3 separate regions of the Homo sapiens genome follow, and regions 1 and 3 are each linked to region 2. Evidence: chromatin contacts called from ENCODE Hi-C or POLR2A ChIA-PET data. All regions are on one chromosome and are shown on one strand. The core of a region is the stretch at or near the end of the contact, and the rest is flanking DNA. Distances in the headings are between cores, read along the strand shown.

What was found. A loop is a pair of places that touch in the nucleus more often than their neighbours do. ChIA-PET counts read pairs that join two places held with the same protein, here RNA polymerase II (POLR2A). Pooled maps may share reads with other maps.
Region 1: a map of Caco-2 shows a loop between it and region 2 (2.3-fold over the local background). The contact joins two enhancer-like sites. A Hi-C loop is called at or near these places in 1 of 168 maps with a recorded cell type or tissue (Caco-2), 1 of 37 single-sample maps with no recorded cell type and 1 of 50 pooled maps. POLR2A ChIA-PET finds 5 or more read pairs at or near these places in 1 of 52 experiments (GM12878).
Region 3: a loop to region 2 is called in a map of heart left ventricle, with 4 times the contacts of the local background. The contact joins two enhancer-like sites. A Hi-C loop is called at or near these places in 3 of 168 maps with a recorded cell type or tissue (ascending aorta, heart left ventricle and tibial artery) and 2 of 50 pooled maps. POLR2A ChIA-PET finds 5 or more read pairs at or near these places in 1 of 52 experiments (Panc1).

Annotation. Positions count from the first base shown.
Region 1 is chr2:33,101,772-33,105,618 of GRCh38, forward strand. All of the region lies in intron 3 of LTBP1 (latent transforming growth factor beta binding protein 1), which reads left to right. Among named protein-coding and RNA genes, the nearest start is that of LTBP1, 160 kb to the left of the region's middle. Within about 2 kb of position 2,445, at least 4 of the 41 ENCODE cell types and tissues checked have a DNase peak (open chromatin) inside an H3K27ac peak, as active enhancers do.
Region 2 is chr2:33,375,792-33,379,826 of GRCh38, forward strand. The region is part of intron 31 of LTBP1 (latent transforming growth factor beta binding protein 1); the gene reads left to right. Among named protein-coding and RNA genes, the nearest start is that of MIR4430, 41 kb to the right of the region's middle. Within about 2 kb of position 1,445, at least 3 of the 41 ENCODE cell types and tissues checked have a DNase peak (open chromatin) inside an H3K27ac peak, as active enhancers do.
Region 3 is chr2:33,050,330-33,054,187 of GRCh38, forward strand. All of the region lies in intron 3 of LTBP1 (latent transforming growth factor beta binding protein 1), which reads left to right. Among named protein-coding and RNA genes, the nearest start is that of LTBP1, 110 kb to the left of the region's middle. Within about 2 kb of position 1,847, at least 4 of the 41 ENCODE cell types and tissues checked have a DNase peak (open chromatin) inside an H3K27ac peak, as active enhancers do.

The sequences.
Region 1 (3,847 bases), core at 1,195-3,694, 270 kb before region 2:
TCCTCAGTAACCAAATGTAGTAGCTCGTTTTTTGAGAAACTCAGGAGTTTAGTTATTAACAATATCTCTTTCAATGGTTGCTTGTTAAATAACTTACTCAGTTCAAGGTTTTGATGATTTCGGTGTACTGTGCTTTTCAGAATTTTTGAACACAGTTACCTCATCCTTTGCAGATAGGATATCTGCTTTTTTTAGCACGTAGCTTTGACAATTAAACATAGAAGAGAAGAGGATATGTCTTGTGTCCAGGCAACTTGAGTATAGGGCCACCTCTCTGGCCTAATGGGGCATCCAGAGGACACATTTGGAGGTTGTGCAGTTTTGATCTCCTCCTTCTCCAGGGTCGAAATTTCTGTGTGCCTGGCCTCATCATCTCTGTAAACCTGTCTGTCATTGGCTCTTCATTCATATCTGTTGTAATAGTTTGGTGATAGTAGCCCACGTTTAGAGCGCTAGTTTTCAACCATGGAACTATTGATATATTGGGCCAGGTACTTTTTCTGTTGGGGTGGGGGGCTGTTCTGTGCATTATAGGATACTTAGTGTCATCCCTGGCTTTTTCCCAGTAGATGCCAGGCTGCCATCTCCAAGTCTTGACACTTAAAAATGTCTCCAGACATTGCCAAGTGTCCCTGAGAAGCAAATACAGCCCCTGGTTAAGAACCACTGGTAAAGGAAGATTTGGAATTACTTGGTTGTGTTGATCATGTTTCTTAATGACCATTACTAAAAATCGCTTATTTTCTATATTTTTTCCCTCAAATATCTACCTTCTTTCATTTTAATTTCTCAATCCCTTTTGTCTCTTTCATCTCATTTAGTCGAAGACAATTTTTATTGGTCTTTCTCTTATATTTTCATTTCTCCCATTTTCCTGACTTTGTGTTTGCTCCTTTCATTTTACTTTTGCTGTGTTTTTCTGGCATACTCTGGTTTTCCCATATTCTTTACTGGCAGTCTGTATATGCTGTTTGTATGCACTGTCCGTATGCACAGTCTGTATGCTGAATGCACAGTCTATATGTTGTATGCACTGTCTGTAAGCTGTACGCATTGTCTGTATGCAGTCTGTATGCTGTATGCACTGTCTGTATGCACAATCTGTAATGCTCTGTATGCACTGTCTGTATGCTGTATGCACTGTGTATGCACAGTCTGTATGCTGTATTCATTGTCGGCATAGTCTGTATGCTGTATGCACTGTCTGTATGCACAGTCTCTATGTTGTATACACAGTCTGTATGCTGTATGCATTGTCTGTATGCATAGTCTGTATGTTGTATGCACTGTCTGTATGCATAATCTGTATGCTGTATGCACTGTTTGTATGCAGATTCTCTATGCTGTGTGCACTGTCTGTATGCACAATCTCTATGTTGTATACACAGTCTGTATGCATAGTCTGTATGCTGTATGCACTGTCTGTATGCAGTCTCTATGTTGTATATATAGTCTGCTGTATGCGCTGTCTGTATGCAGTCTCTATGTTGTATACAGTCTGTATGCTGTATGCACTGTATGCACAGTCTCTATGTTGTATACACAGTCTTTATGCCGTATGCATTGTCTGTATGCATAGCCTGTATGCCGTATACATTGTCTGTACGCATAGTCTGTATGCTGTATGCATTGTCTGTATGCATAGTTTGTATGCTGTATGCACCATGTGTGTAGTCTGTATGCTGTTTGCATTGTCTGCATGTGCTTCCCTTTAGTCTCTTCATCAGCAGCCTGTTACCTCCTAATTCTGTTTTGGTCTGATAGGTAATTCCATATGGATGGGGTCATGGACCATAAATCCTTGTCTCCGTTTACGTGTGTGTGTGTGTGTGTGTGTGTGTGTGTGTGTGTGTGTGAGTGTTATGCTGCCATGTGGCATCTTCCTAATGGTTTGCTTATTCTTTGCCATTCCCTATGTGCATATTGCCCTTGAGCACTCTCCAGGGGGAAGAGATTTTCTGCATCAAATCATAGCTGACACTTTAATTTACTTGAATGCCCATCCTGCTTGTTGAGTAGCATTCACCCATCCTTCTCAACAACTTGAAGGCAGGCAGGGTGCAATTGATCACTTGAATTTTGTGGAGAAGAACTGGCCCTGGCAGCCTGAAGGTGACCCCTGCACTTTCCTCCTGAATCCCTGTTTCCTCTTCTGCTTTTTCTTACTCCTGATTATAAAACTAAGGACCCTCAACACAGGGGAACGGGTTAGATTGTGTTGGACTGGACTTCTGTGGGAAACTTTTTGTGGCCTATTGGGGGTTCCTTTCTGTGAGGTCCAAAGCCCTTTTCTTAACTGGAAAGGGCCTTGTGTTCTGCCAGATCCTCCCACCCTCTCTGCAGGTCAAATAATGGATTTAGTAGAAATATGGAAAAGTTTAGTCTGTCTGTGCGCCAAAAATTGCCACTAGGAAGGCAGCAGTGTAAACAGTGTGTGACTAATTCTTTCTTTTAAGGAAAGCAGTTTTATGCGATTGTTTCCCTGCTGCTAACAAAGATACAGAGGTTTCCTCAGATTCAAGTCTTTAGATGGCCAGCCACACCCCAGCCTCTGGCCTGTTTCTCTTGTTCTTTCTTTTCTGTGTGTCACTAGTATCTCCCCATCACATAATATGCAGTCATATTTTGGCTCCTACCATTCCTAACACCACGCTATTGATTTCTCTGGCCCTTGTTGGTTTAGATTAGTGACCTTCAACCAAACCCAGCGGCCTTTCCTAATTTCTTATTCCTTTGGTTTTCTGCAGTAATTTGCAGGTGGTCCTCTCCTGCTTCCTCCTAGAAACTTTCTTCCACTTACCATTTTTGAACTGACTCGATCCTTGTTTTTCTCCTCTTCTGACTTTTTGGCCTCCTATATTCTCTTTATGTCCCTACCATTAAGTGTGAGTATCCTCCAAGACTGTGTGGCTCCCTGTTGTTTTTCCTGAAACATTTTTGCATTTGAAGATGTTGGCCTCTCCTAGAATGTCACTATTCCTAAACTCAGAGGCTTTTCCCTAACCTCTCCTTAGAGATCCACCCTGCATTTCTGTTTCTAAACTAACATAATCATTCTTGCCCTCTCGAGAATAGAGTGGCCCTTTCTTCTGACAGACATGACTCAGCACGCCTCATTGCACTTACTTTTCCCCTCGGCTTTGAACCAAAAATATCCTTCCAGTGGGCTTGAAACCTTCAAGTTGCTGGAATCCTTCCCTGGCTGTCCCCACCCCTTTGCTGATTTGATCCTCAAGTCCTGTTAGTTCTTCTTATAGTTACCTCCATTATGGCCCCTTCTCGATTTATTCACTTTAGATGTTTTCTAAAATGTCTTGCTCTAGTAGATGAAGACTTAGCTTATTTACTTCACCCCCTGTCCACCAGCCTTCCTCCCAAAGTCATCATAGGCACACTGGGAAATACTGAGGGTTCACATCCAGACCATCCCAAGAAAGTGAGTATCCCAGTAAAGCAAGTCACATGAATATTTTGGTTTCCAAGTACATGTAAAAGTTATGTTTACACTATACCTTAGTCTATTAAGTGTGTAATAGCATTATGTCTAAAAAACAATGTACATTAATTGTTTAAAAATTAATTTCAATTTTTAAATTAAAATGTAAAAATACCTTACTGCTCGAAAATGCTAATGATCATCTGAGACTTCAAATCATATGTGATCTTCTGCTTTTTTTTTTTTTGAGACAGAGTCTCACTCTGTTGCCCAGGCTGGAGTGCATTGGCATGATCTTGGCTCATTGCAACCTCCACCTCCTGGGTTGAAGTGATTCTCGTGCCTCAAGCTCCCAAGTAGCTGGGGTTACAGATGGCACCACACCTGGCTAATTTTTGTATTTTTAGTAAA
Region 2 (4,035 bases), core at 195-2,694:
TCGGCCTCCCAAAGTGCTGGGATTACAGGTGTCAGCCACTGCGCCCGGCCTATGTTGGGTTTTAATGAACATTCAATGTACTCAATTTTTAAATGTTAAAACCTAGATATTCCTAAGAATTTGATTTCAACTTTCACATTTTATCATCCTATTTATAAGTCCAATAACCTTCTATAAAATAAGATCAATTTTATTTGTTGACTGTTTATATGTCTCAAAGAACGGATTAAACTTAAAAGTTATTTCTACATATAAATTCTATTAATTAAAATTTTGAACACTTTGGTCTCCATCTCACAATCCTAATAAGCATTTCCTCATAAATATTTAATTAGCTCTTATAAGTCTAATAAACCAAACTTAAAACACAACAAATTGAATTCCCTAATAAATTTAAATAATGTTTACCAACCTAATCAAATTCTCCTAATCCTCATTCAACTTAAAATCCAAAATCTAAATTCAGTTTTGAGTTGAAGTTGCAAGGCCTGTCAGGTTCTCTGATGATATGATTCTCTTAGGCACTAACACATGTACAATAACAAGAAAAAGCCCTCACCCTAAGACGTGTCACAGAAAGTGTTAACATTCTAAGCTTAATTAACTTCATTATTTCTGTAGCAGAATTACTGTGTTAGGCCAGCTGAGGTTAGTGGCTGAAAAAATTCAGGACCCTGATTGCCAGTTGGAAATGAGAGAATGAAAACCAGGACTTGGGACCTGCATCCTCTCAGTAATGAGTCTGCCCTGCCCACCATAGGATGCGGAGCACCTTCTTGCTTCCGTGCTAACGGGATCCCAGGTGTTTCTCATGTGTGTTTTTTTATAATCAGTATCTTCCATTGCAGTGACTTTCAAGGGAATAATAGGACAGAAAAAATAAATAGGACCTTTTATCCAACTATACATGCCCTCCCGTAGGAATCAGATACCTTCTCCTAAGGGGATATCCTCACCCCACTGAGATTCCCTAGTAGATCAATAGCTGCCAGCAGGATGGGGCTTTTATGGATGGTCAGGGCCTCCTTTACTAAACTGGGGAAGAGGTACTGGATTTGTGAAAGGGGCCAAATAAGCAGGAATGAATGGCAGAGAAGCCAGGTACAAAAAGCAGGGACAGTACGTACATAAGAGGAAAAATACTAGATGCTAAATTGTGTGTTTTTAAAAAATAACCATGTTTGGGCAGGTGCATTGGAAGGAAAGAAAGCAATGGGCAAGGAAGCCACATTCCAGTTATGATCCTATTGTAGTCATTGAAAGCAGAAGAAAAGCAAACATGGTTTGCCGCAAGGTGAGAATAGTTAAAATAAAATTTTTAAAAACCCTGATAGAGGGGAAAACTTACTCCTTCATTTCTTGCTAAACTGCTGAAGACAGAGCTCTGGAGGAGTGTCCTGGAACAAGCTGCCATTCCCAAACCCCAAATCCCTGGATTGCGGGTGAGTCAGCAAGTATTTGGAACGCCGACCAGGGAGGACCAGTGGACCTTGCTAGACTGCACTGTAGCATGAACTCTCTGTTTTGAAAGCTGATTGAAGCTACTGCCTCAGTGTCCTCACCAGCCATTAGAGAACAGTTCAAGGCGAGAGAAGTTTGATTAATGGGTTACTCGTTGGTGACATGAGCACTTCTGAAATTTTACTTCTTGTACAGCTTGAGCCTTGGAGTGTCAGTTGTATTCATGGCACTTTTCCTAAGAGCTATACTGCATGGAAGTGCTAGGGAAAGTATTTGGCCACTCTCTGTTATAAAAAATACTCTGAATAGAAAATAAATTTCATTATGATAATAATCTTACTGATGTCCTATTAAAATCTTTCTAGTTTGAGCGAAAGGAGAGAAATTCAGGCATGCATGTAAACAATCTGATCCTAAAAAGCAACACTTATTTTTAGTTAACAAGTGTATCAGTCTGTTTTTACACTGCTATAAAGATACTACCTGAGATGGGTAATTTATAAAGAACAGTTCTTCATGGCTGGGGAGGCCTCAGGAGACTTATAATTGTGGCAGAAGGCAAAGCCAGACACTTCTTACCTGGCGACAGGACAGAAGGAGAGAAAGAGCGAGGAAGTGCCACACTTGAAACCATCAACTCTCCTGAGAACTCCCTCACTATCATGAGAACAGCGTGGGGGAAACTGCCCCATGATCCAGTCACCTCCCACCAGGTCGGGATTACAATTCAAGATGAGATTTGGGTGGGGACACAAAGTCAAACCATATCAACAAGCAATCATATTTATCTCAAAAGTAAAAGTCTTAGCAGTTTTACCTTTCTCCTGTGAAATCAGAGATTATGAATAGGCATTCCGTTTTCTAGAATCGCCCATTCAGTATGATACTAAATGATTTGGTCTAGTGAACATTTTACTTTCATATATATATATATGTGTGTGTGTGTGTGTGTGTGTGTGTGTGTGTGTGTTTTGTTTGTTTGTTTGTTTTGGAGACAGAGTCTCGCTCTGTTGCCCAGGCTGGAGTGCACTGGCACGATCTCGGCTCACTGAAACTTCTGCCTCCTGGGTTCAAGCGATTCACCTGCCACAGCCTCCCGAGTAGCTGGGACTACAGGCTCACACCACCACACCTGGCTAATATTTTTTATTATTATTTTAGTAGAAATGGGGTTTCACCATGTTGCCCAGGCTGGTTTCAAACTCCTGAGCTCAGGCAATCCACCCGCCTCAGCCTCCCAAAGTGCTAGGATTACAGGCGTGAGTCACCACGCCCAGCATACTTTCACATCTTTTAAATAAAATTTGCTCTTCTTTTTTTCCTTTTGAAAATAGGGCTAGTTGAAGCATACTCTAAGAAGCATGAACTGTGATGAGTCTGACTTTGAGAAAATCACTGTGCATAATTGCTTAAGCACTGTTCTAAGTTTGAGGTTTTGAATTCAACTAACGTTTGAATTTCTTTTGACCTCTTCTTAACGAACCTAATAATACAACTATGGCTAGAACAAAGCTGCTGACTGCCCATGTCTGTTAAACAGTGACCTCATGGCCAGAGCAGGCAAGCCGGGCAGAGGAGGGATGAAGTAAATTTTATTCTCCTTTTATGCCGCAGACAGATTGTGCCCCTTATGATTGGGAGAAAAACATCTAGAAAGTTCTTAGAATGACCAGGTTCTTGTATTTACAAATCTGCAGGGAGCAGAAGCTAGAAAGTAATTGTTCTGCTAAGCATCAGTAGCCACTACCTTAAGAAAGAAGCAGATTACAAAACATTAGCTCATTGGGAGGGCTTCTGACACAACAAAGCCTTCTTTATGCTTCCTTCTGGGCTTCAAGTCTCAGTGGCAGGCTGAGCTGTTTTGAGCAGTTGTGCTGATTGTACACTGCTCATTTCAAGAAAATACTAGGTTGGTGCAAAAGTAATTTCAGTTTTTGCCATTGCTTTTTTTTTTTTTTTTTTTTTTTCTTTTTCCAAGACAGAGTCTCATTCTGTTGCCCAGGCTGGAGTGCAGTGGTGCAATCTTGGCTCACTGCAAGCTCCGCCTCCCAGGTTCAAGCAATTCTCCTGCCTCAGCCTCCTGAGGAGCTGGGACTACAGGTGCCTGCCACCATGCCCAGCTAATTTTTTGTATTTTTATTAGAGAGAGGGTTTTACCTTGTTAGCCAGGATGGTCTCAATCTCCTGACGTTGTGATCCACCCACCTCGGCCTCCCAAAGTGCTGGGATTCATAGGCATGAGCCACCGTGCCCGGCCCTGCCATTACTTTTAATGCATTCATGTGGTAATCTGTGAGCCCCTTCCAAAGAAATCACTGCCAGAGGCAGAAGTTGCTAGGACTGTATCTGATAGTGAACAGATCCAGAGGGGAAGGAAAGAGGAGGGTCATCTCAGATTGAAGTAAATGGCAGAATACAAAGAAATCATAAAACAGAATCAGGATTTCAAGATAGTCCATCTTTTACTTTGCAGTGATGTCTTACTTCCTGTTATTGAATGAAATACATTTTCATGACTAGTCATTGACTATGTTTAGTGTTATTTTCATATTACATTGATTAGAACTTGCTCTT
Region 3 (3,858 bases), core at 597-3,096, 330 kb before region 2:
ATATGGGTTGAGATGTATCTATAGGACCTAACAGGTAGAGGAACTTCTATTCTTTGAGTAGATGTCAAAAGGTAAAAAGTAGGATCGGAATCTTTCTCCATGTGGAGAAATTTCAGATTCCAAGAAAGAGTACACACAACTCACCTGTACATTAGACACCAAAAAAATGCTCAAATTAATGAACTATTATGGAGTATTTAAAAACATAGAGAACTCTGCTTTAAAAAAAATAGGAGAGGATCCTTAAGTTTAAAGCAAAGTAGTACTTCAAAACTTCATTAATTTTGAAGTATTACTCTGCTACAGATAGTGTCTAAGAGTCCTGGGCCTGGAAACAGAACATTTGGGTTCAGGTTTCCTCTTTATTCCATTCTGGCTTTATGATCCTGGCAAATTATTGAAACTCTCTTTTTTTTTTTTTTGAGACCGAGTCTCGCTCTGTTGCCCAGGCTGGAGTGTAATGGCATGATCTCGGCTGACTGCAACCTCCGCCTCCCGGGTTCAAGCGATTCTCCTGCCTCAGCCTCCTGAGTAGCTGGGATTACAGGCGGGCATCACCATGCCCAGCTAATTTTTATATTTTTAGTAGAGACAGGGTTTCGCCAGACTGGTCTCGAACTCCTGACCTTGTGATCCACCCACCTTGGCCTCCCAAAGTGCTGGGATTATAGGTGTGAGCCACCGCGCCCGGCCTGAAACTCTTGAGGTTTCCTCAGCCAGAAAATGAGCATGGTAATTCTTCACACCATGATTGTGAAGCTCCATGAGTTGGGGCAGAAGGAAGTGCTGTAAAAACTATAGTCCCCGCCCGTTGTGGTGGCTTGTGCCTGTGATCACAGCGCTTTAGGAGGCTGAAGGAAGAGAATCATTTGAGGCCAAGAGTTCGAGACCAGCCTGGTCAATGTAGGCAGACCCAGTCTCTACAAAAAATACAAAAATTGGCTGGGTGTGGTGGTGTGTGCCTGTTGTTCTAGCTACTTGGGAGACTGAAGTGGGGGGATTACTTGAGTCCAGGAGTTTGAGGCTGCATGAGCTGTGATTATGCCACTTTAACTCCAACCTGGGTTTCAGAGCAAGATCGTGTTTCTAAAATAAGAAAAAAAACACACACACACACAAAACTGTAGTCCTCTGCAATATTACTGAGTGAGGATTGCCCGAGACTTGAGAGGCAGTTAGGCAGCCCCCTTCATTCTGACTGTGGTGGTCCTCTCCTAATTGAGACTGAGAATTCTCTAGATGTGCCTGTTAAATATTTGCATGGCCCCGGAGTGCCATTCAGAGCTGGATTTTGTTTCTGATGGCTCAGTTGCCCTTGAGGCTGCTCTTGGGTTCCCAGTGCTTGTGTTGCCAAGTTGTGTGAAGTGTGCAGAGCTGCTCTGGGTTTGCAGAGCTGGCTTCATGTGTTGTGGAGAGGGCCCTGAGATGTTGGTGACTCATTCAAAGCCACTTTATGTCTGCTTCTACATCTTGCTCAATCTGCTAGGCTTACTACCATCTAAGTCCTAGAAGGCCTATCAACTCTCCCCAGGAAATGTAGAACCCAAAGACATAGGCACATACTTTCATTTCCTTTTTAAATGAATACAGTCTCTTTAAAAGTTTTATTTGAATACCGATCCATGGTTTGCACAAGCCATTTGAATTTTAAACAGATGTGTGTGCAAAGCTGGGAGTCAGCATTGCATGTCTCAGTCAAGTTTTATAGTCATTGACTTTTAGGGTTACAGCCTGGTCTCATAGCTGTGCCTTGGGTGGAAAGGCTGGTAAGGACTTCGATGTACTTTCCTGTCCAGAGTTTTGAGACTTTAGCCAGGACTAGGGCAGCTTTCTGGGTGTCCAGTGGAGGGCCACGTCATTCGACCGTTGCTATGGGAAAAACCCATGAGCTCTCTCATTCCAAAGTTTACCGATTGCCAAATACTTGGGTGTGTGGTATTTGGAAAAAATATTTAGTGATGCAGTGATTCTTTGAAGAGGTGTCCTCTAATGTTTACTTTTTAAAATGGTAAACCAATTTTAATATTGTTCATACCTAGCTAAGACTGAATTAGATTATTTAAACATATTTAAACATCATCTCTGTAAGTGAATGGGAAAATAGGAACCAGACCAAACCCCTATTATTGAACGCTAAGAGAAATGGATTTTTTTAAAAACCGAAATAATTAAAATCTAGTGTTACATGTGAGTCTAGGGACTGGATTTACTATTTGGCAACTACATATTTTGTTGGCAATAAACTTATTGTCTAAAAGAAAATGCGTAGAGCCAAGATAGAGGCCCAAGTAAAGAAGAAAGTGTGATCCTAAGGGAAATTGGTTTATTGAGGAGAATGTATCTTCATATACTATTTGTAAGTTTTCTGTATGGAGGATTTCTCCCTTTTCACCCTTGTATTTATTTAATCGTTTAGTTGTAGTACCTTAGCCTCATTTGTTTTATTCTTCAGGTTATATTATTATTTTCTTGCTCAAATTGTTCCATCTTTAGTCATTGTAAGCTCTTTCAGGTTGACTCCCGGATCAAAATATAGTTTTTAAAACAGGCTTTTTTTTTTTTGAGATGGAGTCTCACTCTTGTCACCCAGGCTGGAGTGCAGTGGTGTGATCTCGGCTCACTGCAACCTCTGCCTTCTGGGTGTAAGCGATTCTCTTGCGTCAGCCTCCCGAGTAGGATTACAGGTGCATACCACCACACCCAGCTAATTTTTGCATTTTTAATCGAGACGGGGTTTCACTATGTTGGTCAGGCTCGTCTTGAACTCCTGACCTCAAGTGATCTGCCTGCCTCAGCCTCCCAAAGTGCTGGAATTACAGGCGTAAGCCACCGCGCCTGGCCTAAAAGATTTCAGTTTTTAAGGGCAGTTTTAGGTTCACAGCAAAATTGGAGAGGAAGGTCCAGACTTCCTATATACCCTGGCCCCTGCAACCCCTCTCCCCGTCCCATAGGCATAGCTTCTCCCATTGTCAACATCTACCAGAGTGGTACATTTGCTACAAATGATGAACCTACATTGACACATCATTATTCCCCAAAGTCCTAGGGTTCACCCTTGGTTTTGTACATTCTGTGGGTTTGGACAAATGTATAATGACATCTATCTATCATTATAGTATCATAATGAGTATTATTGAAAGGTGACAGCGTGCTGGCAGCCCTCGCAGCCCTCGCTCGCTCTCGGTGCTTCCTCGGCCTCGGCGCCCAGTCTACTAGATGAGTATTTGCCGTCTGGGTTTCCTTGATTAGAGGGGCCTGGCTATTTTGCTGTATCCGGGGATCCATAGTCGGCAAAAGCCAGTAATTCCAAGGAACCCCCACAAACTGTTTTAATGTCTTAGGGCAAGGATAAGCCAGTATAGGCTTTATTCATTCCTTGCTGAGGGCCCTGGTCCCTCTGGCTAAGATTAGGCCTAGATATTTGACCTGCTGTAGGCAAAGCAGGGCCTTCGACCTAGACACCTTGTACCCTTGATTAGCTAGAAAGTTCAAGAGATCTAGAGTAGCCTGCTGGCACGAGGCTTCCAAACTGGTAGCCAAAATTAAATCATCCACATATTGAAGGACCAGAGTGCCTGGACTTGAGAAGTGGCCTAGATCTTGGGCCAGTGCCTGACCAAATAACAGGTGAGGGCTATCCCTAAACCCCTGGGGCAAGACCATCCACATAAGTTGGGACGTGTGATCTGTGGGATCCTCAAAGGCAAAGAGGAACTGGGAGTCAGAGTGCAGGACAATACAGAAGAAGGATCCTCGAAGTCCAGAACTGTGAACCATTCTGTTTCCTCTGGTATTTGAGAGACCAGGGTATAGGGGTTGGGTACAACTGGATATAGAGGAATTACTGCCTCACTGATG